2 separate regions of the Homo sapiens genome follow, and region 2 is linked to region 1. The links are chromatin contacts, found by Hi-C or POLR2A ChIA-PET in ENCODE. All regions are on one chromosome and are shown on one strand. The core of a region is the stretch at or near the end of the contact, and the rest is flanking DNA. Distances in the headings are between cores, read along the strand shown.

Region 1 (3,449 bases), core at 455-2,954:
TATGTATGTGTGTGTGTGTATATATATAAATATATGTAAATAAATATAAATATATATAAATACATATAAATAAATAAATATATATATAAGCATACTATGTATGTACTGCGTCGTTTGGCAGTCATTTTGCTAAGTGCAGATGACACAAAGAAGAGCAAAAAGCAACATCCCACTTCTAGAGCTGAGAGTTGCAGCACATGTGAGTGAGGGCTCAAATCCTGGGCCAGGAACCCATGATGGAGAGTTCCATTGCTGCTGGGCTTCATGTGTCTGATTTAGAGTTAATGCAATCCTGTCTGTTGTGGAGAGTGCACGAAGGCATATGAAAAGGGGAGAAGCAGACCGGGCGCGGTGGCTCACGCCTGTAATCCCAGCACTTTGGGTGTCCGAGGCGGGTGGATCACGAGGTCAGGGGTTCGAGACCAGCACGGCCAAGATGGTGAAACCCCGTCTCTACTAAAAGTACAAAAATTAGCCAGGTGTGGTGGCGGGCGCCTGTAATCCCAGCTGCTCGGGAGGCTGAGTCAGAGACTCGCTTGAACCCGGGAGGCAGAGGTTGCAGTGAGCCGAGATCGCACCACTGCACTCCAGCCTGGGCGAAAGAACGAGGCTCCGTCTTAAAAAAAAAAAAAGGCGGGGGAGGAGCAGCATATTCACAGTAAGGAGAAATGACTGTCATTGTGTTTACTGACGTTTCTCTAGGGAAGAAGCCCTGGCCAAATCCCACCCTTCAACCCCCCAGGGGCCTAACAGAAGAATGCACATCCTCGGGAGCTACCTAAATCTACTGAATTACAATGCATATGGGCGGGGCCCAGGAATCTGCAGTTTAATAACGAATATCCCCAGGCCATTGTTATGTACGCTTAAGACCTGAGAACCATTGGCCTCTCCAACCTTTTCTCACTTCACCTATTAAAAGCCCTATTTTATAGAGGAGGAAATTGAGGCATAGGTTAATTAACTTGCTAAAGTCACATGGAACCTAGACCAGCTGGAATCTAGACCAGCTTGAGATACAGTTCTTTTCTTTTTCTTTCTTTCTTTTTTTTTTTTTTTGAGAGACGGAGTCTTACTCTTACTCTGTCGCTCAGGCTGGAGTGCAGTGGCGTGATCTCGGCCCACTGCAACCTCCGCTTCCCGGGTTTAAGCGATTCTCCTGCCTCAGCTTCCCAAGTGGCTGGGACTACAGGCGTGCGCCACCACACCCAACTAATTTTTGTATTTTTGTTTTTTTTAAGTAGAGACGGGGTTTCACCATGTGTTGGCCAGGCTGGTCTCGAACTCCTGACCTCAGACTCGGCCTCCCAAAGTGCTTGGATTACAAGGTGTGAGTCACCGCGCCCGGCCAGCTCTTAGTCTTAAACCCAACAGTACGTTATCTCCTTTTGCTAACTGATTTGTTGCTAAAACTTCAACAAGCACTGGACTTGGAGTTTGAACACTTAGTCTGAGGGCCCACTATGTTCAGTCTAGTGAGTCTGAGCAATTAACTCACATTTTGAATTTCAAGTCTCTCGCCTTAGGCAAAACACCACCACCTGATGCTCACCAGAGGGGCGTGACGCGGCAGCTGGGCAGGGAAGGGATGGGAAGGGATGGGAAGGGAGGCGATCGATAACTCCGGTGTGCCGCTGACTGTTGGATTGGCTCGAACTTCTCCCGCCAGGCCTAACCTACTCCCGCGCACTCCTGGGCCCGCCCAGCCGCCATCTTGGTCTAGGAGGGAGCGCGCCGCACGCGTGAGTAAACAGCCGGAGCTGGGAAAGTCGAGCTCTGGCAGCGTCTGGGTGCTGAGGGGCAGAGGCGGAGAGAACCCTGTCCTGATCTTCCTAGGTGGGATAAATATCGGGGTGACAGTGGTAGGCCGCGGGGAACCCTCAGTCTGCCCACCCTCCGCCCCCTCGCGGCGAGATGCCTCGTTCCCCGGGCTTCTCCCGCCCTCCGCCGATCTCCTCCCTCTGTTGAAAGCTGCCCGGGAAAGTGGTGGCGGGAGCGGGCCCAGGCCCGAATGTGGCGTGGGCTCAGGTGTCTGGTGTCGGGCGCCGGAGGAGGTTCGCGCTGGGGTTTGGTGATTCGGAGGCCTGGGGTGCAGACGCGGCGTGGCTGTGAGGCCCGGGCGGGCGTGCGGGTGTGAGGGCCGGACTCACACTGGGCCGCCGCGGGGCTGTTTCCATCGGTCACTGGATTTTCTCCTCTTCCGGTTCGGGCCTCAGGGTGGCCGACATGACGGCCAGGGGTCAGAGCCCCCTCGCGCCGCTGTTGGAGACTTTGGAAGACCCTTCTGCCTCCCATGGAGGGCAGACTGACGCTTACCTGACTCTGACCAGGTGAGGTCCGCCACGGGGCGTAGCGGAGAGTGGGGCGCTCTATAGTGGGGAGAAAGAAGGTGGTTGGGAGGGGCGCGTAGAATGAATGTGAGTTCTAGAAGTCTAGCAAATGTGAGGACGCCCGAGTCGCGGACGCCTTGGGGGGCGGGGGAGATGTATTCTAGGTGACGTTCCCGGGTACTGCTGCTGCTGCGCTTGAGGTGTGTGTTTGGAACGAGGGAGCATGCACGTGTGTTTTGCAAGCGAGGGATTTTTAAAAGTTTCGGTTGGAAGTAGTTGTTGGAGGAGGGGTCTTCAGTGTAAACCTCCGATGTGTTGGGAAAATGTGGCTACCCAGAGTTTTTTTAACAGAGCAATACACTGATTTTTATTAATTGCAAAATGCTTCAAAGTAATTTTCATAGAAATGTACTAAAGTTTTGTAAAACCCTTTGGAAAGGCTTAGCAAATCGTTAGTAACTAGGAATAGGGATCCCTGTTCTGTCTTTTTGGAGTCAGGTTGTCACAACTTGCATGTACTCGATGTAAAAACTTATTCTGAGGGTTTTTCTACTTTCATTTCTGATATATATTGCATTATATATTCTGTATACCCTTAAGGACCTTACCTACTGGGTCAATTCATTTGCAGGAGTTAGAAAGTAATTTTTAAAAAGATTGTACATGTATTTTTGAGAGTATTTTTTTTTTTCCTGTCAACTACTTAAACTTGTGTTCTTCCTGCTTTTTAAGTCGTATGACTGGAGAAGAAGGAAAAGAAGTAATTACAGAAATTGAGAAAAAACTTCCTCGGCTGTACAAAGTTTTAAAGGTATGTATCTGTTTGTTAAACAGTTTTTCACTTTTGGTAGTTTGGTTTTTTTTTTTGGTTTTGTTTTTTTGTTTTGAGGTGTAGTTTTGCTCTTGTTGCCCAGGCGAGAGTGCAATGGCTCAGGCTCGGGCTCGGCTCACTGAAACCTCCGCCTCTCGGGTTCAAGCGATTCTCTTGCCTCAGCCTCCTGAATAGCTGGGATTATAGGCATCCGCCACCGCCCCGGCTAATTTTGTATTTTTAGTAGAGAAGGGGTTTCTCCATGTTGGTCAGGCTGGTCTCGAACTCCCGACCTCAGGTGATCCGCC
Region 2 (3,449 bases), core at 1-2,500, 230 kb after region 1:
CCTACACAAATATATCAGGATATATTTTCAAAGGTCCAGGAAAAGTTCTTTTCTAAGATTTAGTTCAGTGAAAATGCCACATTAGATTGATCACATACTCAGAATGGAATTGACAACTCACGTCACTGATGATGTCCCTGGAGGCCTTGGCCGCCACGATGGGGATGGCGTCGCTTCGCAAGTCATAGCCTTTCTTCTTTGCTTCTTCATTAGCAAGTTTGTACAGACTCTAAATTTGGGGGAAAAAAAATCAGATGCTGACATTTATATCTAAAAACTGACAGAGGACTAAGACAATTCACTAAGTTCTCCACAGACAGTGCCTATAATAATCTTTCTTTTGAGAGTTCTAAGCCTTCTGCATGTTTGTTGAAGTGAAGACTCAAAAATGAGGCTAGGTGTGGTGGCTCACACCTGTAATCCCAGCACTTTGGGAGGCAGAGGCGGGTGGATCACCTGAGGTCAGGAGTTCGAGACCAGCATGGCCAACATGGTGAAACCCCATCTCTACTAAATATAAAAAAAATTAGCTGGGTGTGGTGGTGCATGCCTGCAATCCCAGTTACTTGGGAGACTGAGGCAGGAGAATTACTTGAACCTGGGAGGCGGAAGTTGCAGTGAGCTGAGATTGTGCCAATGCACTCCAGCCTGGGCAACAAGAGTGAAACTCCATCTCAAAAAACAAAACAAAACAAAAAAAAAAGATACCCATAAAGCCCAATGCACCTTTATTTTTTACTTTAAAAATTATGTTGAATTAAGTATATATACATATTACAGGTTGTTTTAAAAAATTTTAGTTAAAACAATAAATCCAGTTTAAAAATTACAGGAAAAATTAAGCTGAAACTCATAGTTCTAGCATGGTAAAATGTGGGTGGGAGGGAAAGGCTTAACTGTTGATCATGGCAATCAATTCAACTCACATTTATTCTGCCCTGACCCTGTGTCTCTGACTGTGCGGGGTACTTGGGAATCAAAGATGAGGTTGAGACCCCTCTCAACCTAAAGGTTCCTGGGAGAACTGATGGAGAGACTGATAACCTGTGGAAGCAACTGCTGAAAAGTCAAACCACACTAATAATGAAGAGCTCCAGGAAGGAGTCATTTATTCTGAACTGAGAATCAGGGAAGTTCTTGAAGATGGGGTGACCTTTGAGTTAGACTTTGAGCAGAGTTTCAGTAGACTAAGGTGGCATCAAGTGCAGAGGAAATCACGTGAATCAAGGCACCACTGTGGAGGGGAAGCGGAGGGGTGTTGAAGGAAGTGGGTGAGGCCCCAGGGAGGAGTTCACAGGAGAGGGCTGAGAATAGCCCAGAGTTGGACTGTGAACGCCTCATTCTAAGAAGTTGGTGTTTAATTCTACAGAAAATAGGAAAGCAGCCAAAAAGTTCTCTTCTTTTTAACATCAGAGGGGAGCGCCCATGGCAGCGTCCCAGTCTGGGTGGGTGGAATAGGGGGTTGCGGGCAAAATGGGGAAGGGCACCTGGGCCTCCTGGGACTGGCAGCCGAGTAGCCGCACTAACACATCTCTGAGCTTTTTCAGCAAAGACAGAGTTGAGAAATCCAGAAATGCTGACTAGCTAGACACAGGGGGAGCCCTTTGTTTCCTGAAATTCTTGCACATGTAATGCATGGTTTCCTGTAACAGGACCTATATTATAGGTTTGGCTAATAATTCAGTCCTTTCTGACAGGGGAGTAAGACTTGATGTTTTTAGTTTTTGGTGACAATTAAAAGCTAGCTATACAAGCACTAAAATTACAGTCTCACTTCCAAAATAATTACTTAAGATGGTGGCAATTCCATCTAAATTCTCTAAATTATGCTCTGTGTGTTGATTTATGCTGCCAAATAAACAATATTTTCCTTGCTGGTGGCACAAAGCCAGGTGAAATAACTAACACATCAGCTGACAGAATCTTAGATTCACAAAAATCTCCACAGGCTTATACCCACAGGCTCAGTCTAAGAAGAAGAAATTACAGAGATAAATGCCAATCTTTGAACAGAGATAAATTACCAAACGCATAAATGCAGGATGGAAGAAACCTAACTTTAGTCCACATAAGATGTCTTAGAGTTTAAGTTGGTCTCAAGTTCTGTGTGCACCAGCAGTGACAGCTGCCAATGTATCCTGGGAGCACAGGATGCAGAATAGAGGTCATATGTCCAGAAGAGGAAATACGATAGTTAAGTGTATTCTACATCAGTCATTCCCCACTCATAGTATTTTGCTCAGTTCTGAGAGTCACATTTTACTAGTGATGTCATGTGAGGAATGCCCCGCAGCTTGGGATATTGGATTTGAAGGTGAACCTGGGGTGAAGGTGGCAGGGGAGGCACCCTGGTGCTGCTCTCCATCTCTGGGGGTTGGCACAGATTTGTTCTGTGCAGCTTCAGAGGACTATGTGAGTTTACAGAGAGAAATGTTGTGACTCAATACATCAGAAGCTTTCTCATAAATTTTCCAGAACGAATGGACTGATTTATGAGATCAGCTCCTTGTCACTGGGAACCCTTAAGCAAAGGCAGGTCAAAAACCTATTTGTGGGGAGGGGTACCTTTGCACTAGGGTGGAGGCTTGACTCTCTGCCTAAGCCTCTATGATTCTGGAATGATGGCACGTGGCCCTGTGCACACTGAAAGTGAAAGGAAATGGGCTTGCTAATATTTACACTGACAGATATTTCTCTCTCTCTGTGTGTGTGTGTGTGTGTGTGTGTGTGTGTGGGTTACCTGGTAGTACTGTGGATTTTAGTTCTTGCCTTTAATCTTATATACTAAAAATCTTAAATTTGGATCCTAAACCACACTTAGGAACAATATATGGAAAATATATTTACTACAGTTATGCTTTAGCATAAAGGGGAGATACATGTATAGGTCAATTGCTAATATCCTAACTTCAAAAAAATAATAAAAGAAAATGGTCTACATAATCTCATGGTTACAGCTTAAATAATTAGTTCATGTCATTTGTATTTCCTAAATGATAATTCATATTGCATAAAGTTTGACATTTATGATGGTGATTGAGAAATGCAAGAGTTGTTATTCACATGAAACATGAAAAAGATTCTTTCTAAAGCTGTCATTTGGTATCATGTCATCATAGAGTAGATCAACTGAAATAAGCAGCAGTGTGCAAATGTCAAAGAATCTGCTCTCACCTCACTGTAGTTGATTTTGTTCATTCTTGCCAACATAATTTCTGGTGTGTCTGGCATTATGTGGATCTGAGTCTTGTCTTTGTCCCAGGCTTCTGTGTATAAACGCTATCAAAAAAAATACACAAATTCATCAGGAAAAAAGTTCTGTGTATAGTTAATAGGAATTTTAGGGCCACAAAAACTTTATAAAAAAAAAGAAAAGGTTATGTGTTTTATACACATTATGTGTTTTATGCACATCTTCGGGTAATAAGTTCATAAAGGAATGTGTATTT

The links. A loop is a pair of places that touch in the nucleus more often than their neighbours do. ChIA-PET counts read pairs that join two places held with the same protein, here RNA polymerase II (POLR2A). Pooled maps may share reads with other maps.
Region 2: a loop to region 1 is called in a pooled map, with 8 times the contacts of the local background. The contact joins the enhancer-like site here to the promoter of RIF1 in region 1. A Hi-C loop is called at or near these places in 6 of 50 pooled maps. POLR2A ChIA-PET finds 5 or more read pairs at or near these places in 2 of 52 experiments (H1 and HEK293).

What each region holds. Positions count from the first base shown.
Region 1 is chr2:151,408,198-151,411,646 of GRCh38, forward strand. RIF1 (replication timing regulatory factor 1) reads left to right here and starts at 1,705. Exons shown (of 36, transcript NM_018151.5): 1 at 1,705-1,836; 2 at 2,217-2,330; 3 at 3,063-3,141. The coding sequence starts at 2,227. RefSeq lists enhancers at 616-1,314, 1,315-2,013, 1,618-1,777 and a silencer at 618-912.
Region 2 is chr2:151,636,106-151,639,554 of GRCh38, forward strand. It overlaps NEB (nebulin), which reads right to left. Exons shown (of 182, transcript NM_001164508.2): 63 at 3,175-3,279; 64 at 122-229. Among named protein-coding and RNA genes, the nearest start is that of NEB, 97 kb to the right of the region's middle. Within about 2 kb of position 1,251, at least 11 of the 41 ENCODE cell types and tissues checked have a DNase peak (open chromatin) inside an H3K27ac peak, as active enhancers do.